Linked DNA regions of Homo sapiens: regions 1 and 3 are each linked to region 2. The links are chromatin contacts, found by Hi-C or POLR2A ChIA-PET in ENCODE. All regions are on one chromosome and are shown on one strand. Each heading gives the region's core, a stretch centred on a gene start or an enhancer-like site at or near the end of the contact. The rest is flanking DNA. Distances are from core to core; before and after follow the strand shown. Region 1 holds the start of AADACL2-AS1 (AADACL2 antisense RNA 1). Region 2 holds the start of MBNL1 (muscleblind like splicing regulator 1). Region 3 has its middle 49 kb from the start of AADACL2-AS1.

Region 1 (4,000 bases), core at 1,289-3,788, 340 kb after region 2:
TTACCAAGTGCTCTTGTATCCACTTTGCTTTAACAGAGCAAATTTTTATGAATGAATCCAGATGGCTACTCCAGTTGCCTTCCAGCATATGGACAAAGGTGAGAGTGATTTTTTCTGATATGATATTCTGCTTTCTAGTTGGTGACAAATATTTTACCCCTTGAGATGAATTTTAAAATCTTTCCCTTGGCCAGGTGCGGTGGCTCACGCCTGTAATCCTAGCACTTTGGGAGGCCGAGGTGGGCAGATTGACTGAGTTCAGGAGTTTGAGACCAGCCTGGGCAACACGGTGAAACTCCATTTCTACTAAAAAAGAAAAAATTAGCCAGGCGTGGCGGCGTGCACTGATAGTGCCAGCTACTCGGGAGGCTGAAGCAGGAGAATTGCGAGACTCCATTTCCAAAACAAACAAACAAACAAACAAACAAAAAAACCCATTTCCCTTTCTGGATCAGAGCACAAATGATACAATTTTTAAAAAATACCTTGGTTTTCTTTCTTGTCTGTTTGCACAAACCTGCTTTCAACCTCATGATTGTTTCTTCCAATTGAGATCTGATTGGCAAAGCCACAGACTAAGCCACCTAGTCTCCCCCTTTGATACTGTCATGTTTTAGTTAGAGAATATCAAAAAAGAAGGGACCTTAAGATCACTTGGTCCAACCCCTCATTTGTAAGACAATGAAACAGGAGCAGAGAGGTGAAGGGTCCTGTTCAAGGTAACATGGCAAAGTAGTAACAGGTTTGGTTTAGATGTAGCAGAGGGGCTCTTTCTTCTACATTCTTTGGGTTGTGCAGCTTCTTCCTTTTTTTTAACTGTTTATTATATAAATGTTGTTTAAAAGTGGCCATTTTTTCCTTTTCTAACTGAATAATATAAACATGATATGTTAGGCTGATATCACTGGTGGTGGTGGCTGCCTATCACATGCAGTCCCTTCCTTTCTTGGGCAAGGAATGGGGTAAGGAATTATCCATTACTTTCGGTGTCCACAAAAGTAAGAAATGATGGGCGCTTGCTTTTGCAGATTTTGCAGTACCGAGGATAAAGGCATATAACCTGCCAGGAAATCCACTCTAGAGCAAGTGATGCAAAGATACAGGGACAAAGGAGATTTTTGTCCCAGTGCAGGTAGCAGAGACAAGAGTTCCAGAGTCTGAACAGTGCTGGTGACAGCGCTAATGACAGGCAATGTCCGGGGTTGGTAGGGGCAATACCTGGTATTCTGCAGTGCGGCCATAATGTTTCCGGAATTGGTGGGTTCTTGGTCTCACTGACTTCGAGAATAAAGCCGCGGACCCTCGCGGTGAGTGTTACAGCTCTTCAGGTGGCGCATCTGCGTCTGGAGTTTGTTCCTTCTGATGTTCGGATGTGTTCGGAGTTTCTTCCTTCTGGTGGGTTCTGTGGTCTCGCTGGCTCAGGAGTGAAGCTGCAGACCTTCGCGGTGAGTGTCACAGCTCATAAAGGCAGTGCGGCCCCAAAGACTGAGCAGCAGCAAGATTTATTGCAAAGAGTGAAAGAACAAAGCTTCCACAGTGTGGAAGGGGACCCGAGCGGGTTGCCACTGCTGGATGGGGCAACCTGCTTTTATTCTCTTATCTGGCCCCACCCACATCCTGCTGATTGGTAGAGCCCAGTGGTCTGTTTTGACAGGGCGCTGATTTGGTGCGTTTACAATCCCTGAGCTAGACACAAAGGTTCTACACGTCCCCACCAGATTAGCTAGATACAGAGTGTCCACGCAAAGGTTCTCCAAGGCCCCACCAGAGTAGCTAGATGCAGAGTGTCGATTGGTGCATTCACAAACCCTGAGCTAGACACAGGGTGCTGATTGGTGTGTTTACAAACTCTGAGCTAGACACAGAGTGCAGATTGGTGTATTTACAATCCCTGAGCTAGACACAAAGGTTCTCCAAGGCCCCACCAGAGTAGCTAGACACAGAGTGTTGATTGGTGCATTCACAAACCCTGAGCTAGACACAGGGTGCTGATTGGTGTGTTTACAAACCTTGAGCTAGATACAGAGTGCTGATTGGTGTATTTACAATCCCGGAGCTAGACATAAAGGTTCTCCACGTCCCCACCAGACTCAGGAGCCCAGCTGGCTTCACCCAGTGGATCCCGCACCGGAGCTGCAGGTGGAGCTGCCTGCCAGTCCCGCGCCGTGCGCTCGCACTCCTCAGCCCTTGGGTGGTCGATGGGACTGGGCGCCGTGGAGCAGGGGGTGGCACTTGTCTGGGAGGCTCGGGGCCGCACAGGAGCCCATGGAGGGGGTGGGAGGCTCAGGCATGGCGGGCTGCCGGTCCCGAGCCCTGCCCTGCGGGAAGGCAGGTAAGGCCCGGTGAGAAATCGAGCGCAGCGCCGGTGGGCTGGCACTGCCGGGGAACCCAGTACACCCTCCGCAGCCGCTGGCCCGGGTGCTAAGCCCCTCATTGCCCGGGGTCGGCGGGGCCCGCCCGCTGCTCCGGGGGCGGGGCCCGCCAAGCCCACGCCCACCCGGAACTCCAGATGGCCCGCAAGCGCCGCGCGCAGCGCCGGTTCCCGCTCGCGCCTCTCCCTCCACACCTCCCTGCAAGCTGAGGGAGTGGACTCTGGCCTTGGCCAGCCCAGAAAGGGGCTCCCACAGTGCAGCCGTGGGCTGAAGGGCTCCTCAAGTGCCGCCAAAGTGGGAGCCCAGGCAGAGGAGTCGCCGAGAGCGAGCGCGGGCTGTGAGGACTGCCAGCACGCTGTCACCTCTCAATAACGCCCATCCCAACGTTTCCTGAGGAATAATTTTGGTCGTGTTCCTGCTACTCAGCTTTTCGTGGTTCCTGCTCATTTTCAGAGTCTAACATTCCAGCTTTTCCGGAAATTCTGTGAGTATACAACAAACTTTGACAATTCCTTTTGGATTTAACTCATCTGAAGTTAGTTTTGGTTATACTCAGTGAAAAATTTTGGTAGTAGTTACATGGCTCGAATAAAGAAAATAGACTTTGCTTTCTGGGTCTGGGAATAACCAGTGAACATCTTTCTGAGCATCAGTTTCTCATGCATAAAATTTAGGAAAGAAAACCTGAGGGAGGTTAGCTGAATCACTTCTCTGCTTTGCAGAGTCAGATTCTATAAGAAAATGTTATAACATGGAGAAATTTGCCCTTTTCTGTTCTCCTCAAGCCCCCAAAATATTTGTCTTCTGATAAAATGTAAGGAGAAAGAAGAGGCAATAAAAGCAGAAAATGAAAAAAAAAAAAAAAGGCCAAACAAATCTTTATTTTGTTTTGATAGAAGCCCATGAAATATAGCAAGTTGGTTTCAATTTTCTGAAGCTTTGCACAATCAATTAGTTAATCTTAATCACTGCCTATGGAATTCAAACATGCACAATTCCAAATTTTTACACATTCTCATTCATTAAAATAAAGGCAGAAGCCAGGCGTAGGTAGAGTGATATTTTTATGAAGCACAAGCCTTGTAATTTTCCAACATCTGTGGGGAGTTAAAAAACAATCGCTACGATCGCTTCAGTTGCTCTGAAGCTGGTAATATGTGAGTCATGTTTAGGTGCTTTCTGGGCCCTACAAAATCATCAGATAGATTTTCAAATGTGTTTGCAGTAAGAGCCGCACCTCTTTTTTTCTGGGCATGGAAAAACCATGTAAAATAGATCTCAAAGAAGCCAGCATTGTAAGCAACAGGCACATAGTTTATTTTTAGAGACTGGGTTACCATTAGCACATATTTGGACACTTTTTAGTCTGACTCAAATATACAAAAAACACTTTACTAATCATTTATAGAGCAAGTTCGCTGTCTCCACCCTACCCAGAATATAAAATATAAAGATTCTAATAATAGGGGTACACTTAATAAATGTATTGATGGGTGTTTCTCTTTCAACACAATTAATTTGCCCTAAGCAGTGTCTAGTTAATGAGGTCTTAAATTGTCAGAATAAATAGGTGTGCTCTGCTCTAACTTCAACACGAGGCCATGGCAGACATGGCTCTTTTCAGCTAC
Region 2 (4,111 bases), core at 599-3,098:
ACAAAACAGATAAAAACTAGAACATTAGGTTTTCTAAAGAAGTTTAGCCTTAGTTGTCACCAACTTTAAGAAAGCAAGATACAAGTGACAGCGATGTGCATTCTCAGGCTACAAAATAACTTATTCAGTGCCTCTATCTATAACTACATCTAAGACATTCTAAGTATTGAACTGCACATTCCTGGGATAAATTTTACAGTCGTTGAACTTTCATTTTCTCTCTGGGTGATAATATTTTATCTCAACAGCAAGGAGAAACACCAACACACTTAGGAATCCACACAGAGAGATAACTGTGGAGTGGCTCTCTTGTGCTGGTATAGAATACTTAGGTACTAAACACCCTCTGTGTATAAACAGACACTGTGTTCAAACCCAGGAGGAAGGGACATAGTGTCCACCGGTGTAGTATTTCAAAGCACGCTGCAGAGGGCTCGAAAGTCTAAAAGCATTAATTATGACTTCTCTCCTAGCGTATTAATTTAAGAAACTCCTCAGAGTATATGGCAGAGTTTGCCATCCATCTGCTATGACTTGTGCCTGTGCTGGTGGGCACACAAAGTGAAGTCAGCGGCAACAACCTTTCCGGCAGCTTCTTAACTTTAATCCTGGGGAGACATACTCCACGGAAATACACCCCAGAATCCCAACAGCCGCATACTCTCCCGGCCCCAGAGAGCCTTAAGAATACAATATTACTCTGGCAGCAACACCCCTGTAGTTGTAAAGTGCTGTGCGAGGGGAAGGCATAAGCGCCACCATATACCTGCTCGTGTTACAGGCTCTGGAATCAAAGTATTCTCACATGACACATTACTACCAATAACAGATTCCGGCTCCGTTTAAAAAAAAAAAAAAAAGTTGGGGGGTGGCTACATATTTGTCCTGCTTTTGTCTAAAAACCAGAACCCAAGTACTAACTACTTTTCATTCTTTTCAACCTTTCATGAAAGCAATTCAACCAACTGCGGCTCCACCCAAAGAGCTTCTATACTTACTTTTCTTACAGTTTTTGAGTGACGCACTACAAAACGATGAAAAAAAAAAGAAGAAGAAGAAAAGGAGGAGGCAGCCCTCTCCTACAGGGCGTCTTCCGCCCTGTAAACTTGGCAAAAGGCAAACTGGCCTGAAATACAGCACTCTCCATATAAGGCAGCCCAGCTAAACATGTCATGCGTAATTTATGGGTAGCAAGCAGAGAATTAACCTTTGCGTGCACATATTTGGCCCAGATGAAAACCGGGCGGGATGGCAGCCCCGGGGCCAGGGATGCGGGAGCCGCCGGGAAGACCCGCGCGCCGCTCGACTCAGAGGGACTCACACCTTCCCCCGACAAAGGTCATTAAGTTGTGAGTACACTTGCACGCACCTGTTTCTCTTCTCGCCCCCCTGTTTCTCCCTGGGTCCCGCTGGGCTGCCAAGCCGTGCGCGGGCTGTGCCGTGACAGCGTCCGCAGAGCCCGCGGCAGGGAAGGGCGCAGGAGCGGCTGCGGCTCACCCTCCCGCCTTCCCCCGGGCAGGAGGTGCTGAGGGACGCGAAACCAACTACCGCGAGCGGCCCGCCCCTGCCCGGGAGAACCGCGGCCGGCGAGCACCTCCTCGCACTTCCTCCTTCAGCCACGGGCAGACCCGCCGGAGTCCGAACAATGAAGCGGCGCGGGGAAACTGTGAAAATGGAAACTTACCTCTCACATTTTTTTTTCAGAGGCGGCCCCACTGTCGACCAAGTGCCCAAGGCATTGTGGGAGTCATGATTCCAAGATGCCCGCGACGGAAAATGGAACTTGTCAGCTCCTTGTCATGGGAGCATTGTGGGCGCCACAACTCATTCAGCTGCAGTGAAAAGACTGTTGCATGTCGCTGTGCAGCCTCTTATCGCCGAGGTCTGGCTTCCGCTGCTGCTGCGCGGCCCCTCCCCCGCCCGCCCAGCCCCACCAGGAAGCCCAGGGCGGACTCGTCGAGCTCCTAATGCACGCGGCGGCGAGAAAAACGCTCTTCAACTTTCCGCCGGCGCCCTCCCGCGCTTCCCCGGGCCACAGGGTCGCCTGTCAACCGGACAGAGCCCGCAAGAGCGGGTCATGGGCGGTCGCCCAGCGGCGCCGAGAGCAGGAGGAAGCCGGAGCCCGCGCGGGCGCCGTGGATCCCCTCGGCCTCCCGTTGGTATCTTCCATCTCATGCGTTCAGCATTGTAACCTCGCGGCGGGCGTGCAGACCGGACGCCCTCCCGCTTCTTCTACCGACTGCTAGGCACACCAGTGGGTTCATTTTGAAAGAGGCCCTTGCACCGGGCTTTGCAAGGAAGCCGGCAAGGTTAGATTGAAGGTTAGAAGCCAATTAGACTAGAATCCTGCGATCTGGTGAGACTGCCGCCTTAAAATGCACCAAACAGTTTTTGAACCTGGAGGGCTAACAGGCGGGAAAAACATCTGCAAGACTGCCACCGTGTATTTTTCTCAAGTAACAGGCTATCCACAGTTTTGGAATTCCTTAGTGAAACTGTCACACAGGCACAAACACATGTCAGCTTTCCTTCTAGTTTGTAAATAATATTTGTAATTTACAGGCCACTGTATTCCCAACTTTGCACCATGTGATTTAGAGAAAGCAAAGCTCCCTCTTTAAAAATAATATGTTACTTCTGAAATACCGGGATATTCCACGGCAAGTAAGCCATATTGTCGCCAGAGCAAATAAACCGCAGCCCCATATCATAATTCACTGGGTGCTATAAGATGTAACTTGGCTTTGCTTTGAATGGAAAGAATCCTGAACGTCTGTGATGTGATGAAGTTTTGGAGACTGGGGGCAGGATTTCCTTTGAATGTAAGGAATTCGGATAACTTGTTCAAGGATGATTCTAGTGAAAAACGTTTGTCCCATGTTTGTTGGGACAAAAATGCTGGATATGGTACAACATTCTTCCTGCAGGTTCGGTTTTGTTGAAGAGAGTGAGGCCAGCTCGAGGTGAAGGAAAAACATCAGAAAGGTGCTAAAGTGCAGAAATATCTTCCAGAGGCACTAATAGCCGACTTTAGTTCTTGACCTTTAGCTAGATCCACAAAGCACTGAGTTAAAATTGTACACTGATCCCTTCCAGAACAAATTAATTAATTAAATGGTGCCTCTTCCCAGCGTTAATCGTTTAAAAGGACTCAAGTACCCACACAGTTTAAGCAAACTAAAAGAACACTGACACTTTCTCAGAGAACAGGGATGGGAACTTTCTATCTGCCCATTAGTATCTACCCCAAGCTACGAAGACTTCCATTCCTCTTATTAAGCATTCAGCAACTACATTTAGTGCCTACTATGCCAGTGATGCAAGAATGGATAAGACAGTCCCTACACTCAAGGATAACGCCTCTAGTAGGTGAGAGACAAACCGATTAATTCTGCATAAGGGATAAGTGCTGTATGTGGGAAGCAATCCAATGAGGGCTCTGAGGATGGCAAAGGAAGGGTTCCTGGAGGATTTACATTTAACTGGTGCCTTGAAAGGTGTGTAGAAGTTGGCAAGATCAAAAGGGAGTAGAGTCCAGGTGGAGAAGAGAAAAGAGCAGGGCAGGCTGGATGGCATGGCTCACACCTGTAATCCCAGCACTTTGGGAGGCCATGGAGGGAGGATTGAGGCCAGGAGTTTGAGACCAGCCTGGGTGACATTAAAAGACCCTGTCTCAAAGAAAACGAAAGGAGCAGGGTATATACAAGGGGTCTGCCAGCCTTCTCAGCCTTTCTGTGAGAAGCGAGGGTAGGGTAGTACAGGAGAGTGGCAGGAGATGACACTAAAAGTAGGTCTGTGTTGATCTAACGAGTCTCAACTTTACTGCCAAAACTAATGAACTAGGAAAGTTTAGGCAGCAAGGGCCAGAGATGGAGTCTGGACTTGTATTGCAGAAAGTTCCTGTGACGGCAGCTTGGAGGGTGAATGAGAGTGTGGGATGGAGGGGTGAATGGGTGTGGACAGACTGGAAAAATGACTCATGCAGGGAATGAGGAAGGGAGGAGCCTTGGGAGACTCTCAAATCCCTGGCTTAGCCTACTGAATTGCTTGCTACTTGCCTTTTTATGTCTTCATTTTGCCTCCCATTGTCTGTGATATTAAAGGCCTAACT
Region 3 (4,061 bases), core at 1,265-3,764, 290 kb after region 2:
GGTGGAGGTTGTAGTGAGCTGAGATCTCGTGCCACTGCACTCCACCCGGGGCAACACACTGAGACGTGGTCTCAACAAAAAAACACAATAAAAAAAATAGAGCTGAAAATACTTGATAAGCCATATGGAGGCGGAAAAATGGCTTCAGTTCATGGTATGTCACATAACCAAAATCAACTCCACGTGTATTAAGGTCAAAAGCAAAATTAAAGATTTTGGAAGAAATTCTAGTATAAAATATTTCTAATCTTGGATGGAGCAGACTTTTGAAAACAAGATACAAACAGCGATAACCAGGAAAGAAAATGACTTGGTAAATTATATTACATTAATATAAAGCATAGTTCATCAAAAGATGCCTTTTAGAAAGTAAAAAAAAAAAAGGTAAAACTAGAAGAAGATATTCATAACATATATAAAGATCCAAAGAAGATTAACATGAAGAACATGTATATCCAATATGTGATTGGAAAAAATTGTCTTACATTGATTGCTAAGAGATGGAGAGAGTGGTGATCAATACAATCTCTTCTACAATGTTGGTGGCAGTACACATTGGTACAACTTCTTTGGAAGACAACTTGTATTGTCTATAAAGTTCAACATTTGTGTACCCTATGACTCAGCCATTCTACTTACAGTTTAACTGTAGGTACTTGGATACCTGTACAAAAATATTGATAGCAGTACTCTCTGTACTCTCTCTGCCACAGGAAAACAACTGATCTGGAAACACCCCAAATTGCTCTCCATGAGAAAATGAATACATGAAGTGCAGTATATTCACACAGTAGAATATTATACAGCAGTGAACAATTAATGAACTACAACTAAATTCGACAGGTAGGGATCTTAGCACACAATATTTGAATTTAAAAAAGCATTTCCGGGAAACTAAAAACAGTATACACAAAAACCACGCCGGGAGCGGAGGCTCAGGCCTGTGATCCCAGCACTTTGGGAGGCCGAGGTGGGCAGATCAGGAGGTCAGGAGATCGAGACTATCCTGGCTAACACAGTGAAACCCCGTCTCTACTAAAAATACAAAAAATTAGCCGGGCGTGGTGGCGGGTGCCTGTAGTCCCAGCTACTCGGGAGGCTGAGGCAGGAGAATGGCATGAACCCAGGAGGTGGAGCTTGCAATAAGCCAAAATCGCACCACTGCACTCCAGCCTGGGGGACAGAGTGATACTCCGTCTCCAAAAAATAAAAATAAAAATAAAAAAACACAATATATTCTTTAGATATAGATATATATGATATATAGCTAGAGCAAGACATAAATAATATAGAAATAAATAAAACAAGAAAATGAAAACCACAAAATTCTCAAGAAAGTCGTTAGTTTTGACAGAAGAATGAGTGGATAAGCATGGATCTAGGTTAGCACAGGATGAATATAAGTTGCTAGTAATATTGTAGTTCTTAGGTTGACTGTTATAAATGTTATTTTTCCTAATAAATTCATAGTCTGGGCTGGGCGCGGTGGCTCACACCTGTAATCCCCGCACTTTGGGAAGCCGAGGCAGGCAGATCACCTGAGGTCAGGAGTTCGAGACCAGCCTGACTAACATGGTGAAACCCTGTCTCTACTGAAAATACATAAATTACCCAGGTGTGATGGCAGGTGCCTGTAATCCCAACTACTCCAGAGGCTGAGGCATGAGAATTGCCTGTACCTAGGAGGCAGAGGTTGCAGTGAGCCGAGATCGTGCCACTGCACTCCAGCCAGGGCAACAGAGTGAGACTCCAAATCAAAAAAAAAAAAAAAAAGTCTGTCAGTGGACCATTTATGTACTGTTAATGATTTGCTCAATTTTGTACACCTTATTTCCACAAGGAAAATTTAAAGATATGATTACATTTTTACATTGTGATGTCCTCACTCCACAGAAGCTGCTATTAGAATGGAAGTTAGCTGACTTTTAAGCTACTCTGCTTCCCAGGGTTTAGAAAGACTTTCTGTTCTGGTTCTACCATATGGAAAACCAGGAGGTCTTTGGGAACCTCCAATGCAACTCTGGCATCACGAACCTTCCTTGATATGTGTGGAAATAGAGAGTTCCAAATGCACAGCAAGACTTTTCTGTGTGTCAATTGGAAATATTTTGAATGTCGCTAAAGTTCTTTCTCTTTAGAAAACCTTATTTTTGGAGCAATCATTCTGCATTGGAGCCTGTAAATCATTAAATCTAATTTTTTTCATTTTTCTAATGACAAAGGTCAAACTCACAGAAGTTGGATTGCCTCCAGCAATGATTGTGTCACTGAAATGAAAATCGATGGAAATAGGTCAATTCCTATCTTTGGCCATACTGAAATCTGTGACTTTCCTTAATTAGTTTAGGACTTAAGTCATCTGAAACAGCAGCAGGAGCTGTAAAGTAAACTAAATTGTGGTTTTCATGAGTCATTGATGCTCATCACAACTGGTTGCCTTTCAAACCCTAGTGGCATCTTTGGCCTCATTGGAATGCATTAAAATGTTCCTTTTTCTGACAGTGTTCTTGCTTGCTTTCCTGTACACTCACTTTCCACTGGGCATATTCCAGCCTCTATTGGTTAGTGTTTTAATAGCTACCTTCCTCAGCCAGGAAGCAGCTTAAGCTACAATTCATTCATACTGGTAAAAATAGATCTTTTCTGAGAACTACAATGTCCAAGTCACTTGAGAAAAACATCTGAATAGCAGAAGGATGTAGATAAAACATAACAACTAAAGAAGAAAAACAAAGAATTTTATTTGATTGGGAGATGATTGGCAGTCTAACTTGCAGTGTTTCTGTTAACCCTAAAATGGAAGCAAAAGGCCAATTTTGATTTCATTTTAATGTTATGATCTTTATGGTGTTCTGCTCAAACCTTAGGAATATCATTAAAAAACAAAAAAATGAAAAACTCCCCCTAAAACGTCTAGCATTGTGGAGTCTAGATGAAACGTGTATGGCTTGAGAACATAAAGTTTGATGAAAGAGAAGGCCATTTTGCATTCATTCATTTACTCATTTACCCATTCATTGATTACCAGGTATCTTCTTTTTTTTTTTGAGATGGAGTCTTGCTCTGTCGCCCATGCTGGAGTGCAGTGGCTTGATCTCTGCTCACTGCAAGCTCCGCCTCCCCGGTTCACGCCATTCTCCTGCCTCAGCCTCACAAGTAGCTGGGACTACAGGTGCCCACCACCACGCCCGGCTAATTTTTTGTATTTTTAGTAGAGACGGGGTTTCATCATGTTAGCCAGGATAGTCTCGATCTCCTGACCTCATGATCCGCCTGCCTTGGCCTCCCAAAGTGCTGGGATTACAGGCGTGAGCCATCACGCCCGGCCGTACCTTCTTTTTATAAGGCACTGGATATTGATCGAAACCAATTTAAAGCATAGCCTCTTGCTTCAAAGAGTTTATATCTAATAGGATTTATTCCTCTATAATAAAGATAAACCAATATTTTAATCTGTCACTAAACCACAGAAACATATCTTTCAACATATAATTGAACTTGAATATTAAACTCATGAGAAAACACATTTGGGCATTTCTTTTCCTTTAGAACATTTACCTTGTGCTTAAAAGTTATGTTTATAAATCAAACCATTTAGGGTTCACCATGATTTTTATGTGATAAAAGATATGAAAAACAGTACAAAACCAAGCACCAACAAAAACAAGAAAACCTCAAAAGGAGACAAATACCTATAGAAAAATCATTAATTTATTGAATACATATTTATTTAGTGTTCCGTGTTCAATATACTACATTTACTGCCACATGGAGGTATAAACATGATAAGCAAAAAAATCTTCACCTTCCCAGTTTATAATTCTATTGAAAGATAAGAGAAATAAACATGCAGACATAAAACCCAAAAGTTACTCGGTTGGTTGTAATGTATCCTAAAACTCAAATAAATATTAGGCTCTCCAATATCTTTCTCAAACAACTTTGTAATTTTTTTCCTTTTATGGTGCATAACACAATTTGTGCTTATTTATTGACTGGCATAGCTTTTTAAAATGTCAATGAACTCTGTTAGGCTATAAGTTCCATGAAGATAGAAATAA

The links. Hi-C counts contacts between places; a loop is a spot of excess contacts on that map. ChIA-PET counts read pairs that join two places held with the same protein, here RNA polymerase II (POLR2A). Pooled maps may share reads with other maps.
Region 1: a map of IMR-90 shows a loop between it and region 2 (7-fold over the local background). The contact joins the promoter of AADACL2-AS1 here to the promoter of MBNL1 in region 2. A Hi-C loop is called at or near these places in 4 of 168 maps with a recorded cell type or tissue (IMR-90, PC-3, PC-9 and 1 more), 1 of 37 single-sample maps with no recorded cell type and 4 of 50 pooled maps. POLR2A ChIA-PET finds 5 or more read pairs at or near these places in 2 of 52 experiments (A549 and PC-3).
Region 3: a map of endothelial cell of umbilical vein shows a loop between it and region 2 (9-fold over the local background). The contact joins the enhancer-like site here to the promoter of MBNL1 in region 2. A Hi-C loop is called at or near these places in 5 of 168 maps with a recorded cell type or tissue (Caco-2, HCT116, PC-3 and 2 more) and 4 of 50 pooled maps.

The regions. Positions count from the first base shown.
Region 1 is chr3:151,926,713-151,930,712 of GRCh38, reverse strand. It overlaps AADACL2-AS1 (AADACL2 antisense RNA 1), which reads left to right and starts at 2,538. Exons shown (of 3, transcript NR_110203.1): 1 at 2,538-2,856. LOC107986047 (a long non-coding RNA gene) reads left to right here. Exons shown (of 3, transcript XR_001740567.1): 3 at 37-161.
Region 2 is chr3:152,266,666-152,270,776 of GRCh38, reverse strand. It overlaps MBNL1 (muscleblind like splicing regulator 1), which reads right to left and starts at 1,848. Exons shown (of 10, transcript NM_021038.5): 1 at 1,685-1,848. It overlaps MBNL1-AS1 (MBNL1 antisense RNA 1), which reads left to right and starts at 1,151. Exons shown (of 2, transcript NR_027038.1): 1 at 1,151-1,349; 2 at 1,705-4,111. RefSeq lists silencers at 1,401-1,510, 1,911-1,960, 2,011-2,070 and enhancers at 961-1,802, 2,261-2,360, 1,803-2,645.
Region 3 is chr3:151,974,789-151,978,849 of GRCh38, reverse strand. No RefSeq gene overlaps it. Among named protein-coding and RNA genes, the nearest start is that of AADACL2-AS1, 49 kb to the right of the region's middle. Within about 2 kb of position 2,514, at least 6 of the 41 ENCODE cell types and tissues checked have a DNase peak (open chromatin) inside an H3K27ac peak, as active enhancers do; they include HCT116, PC-3 and endothelial cell of umbilical vein, where a contact is called at or near this core.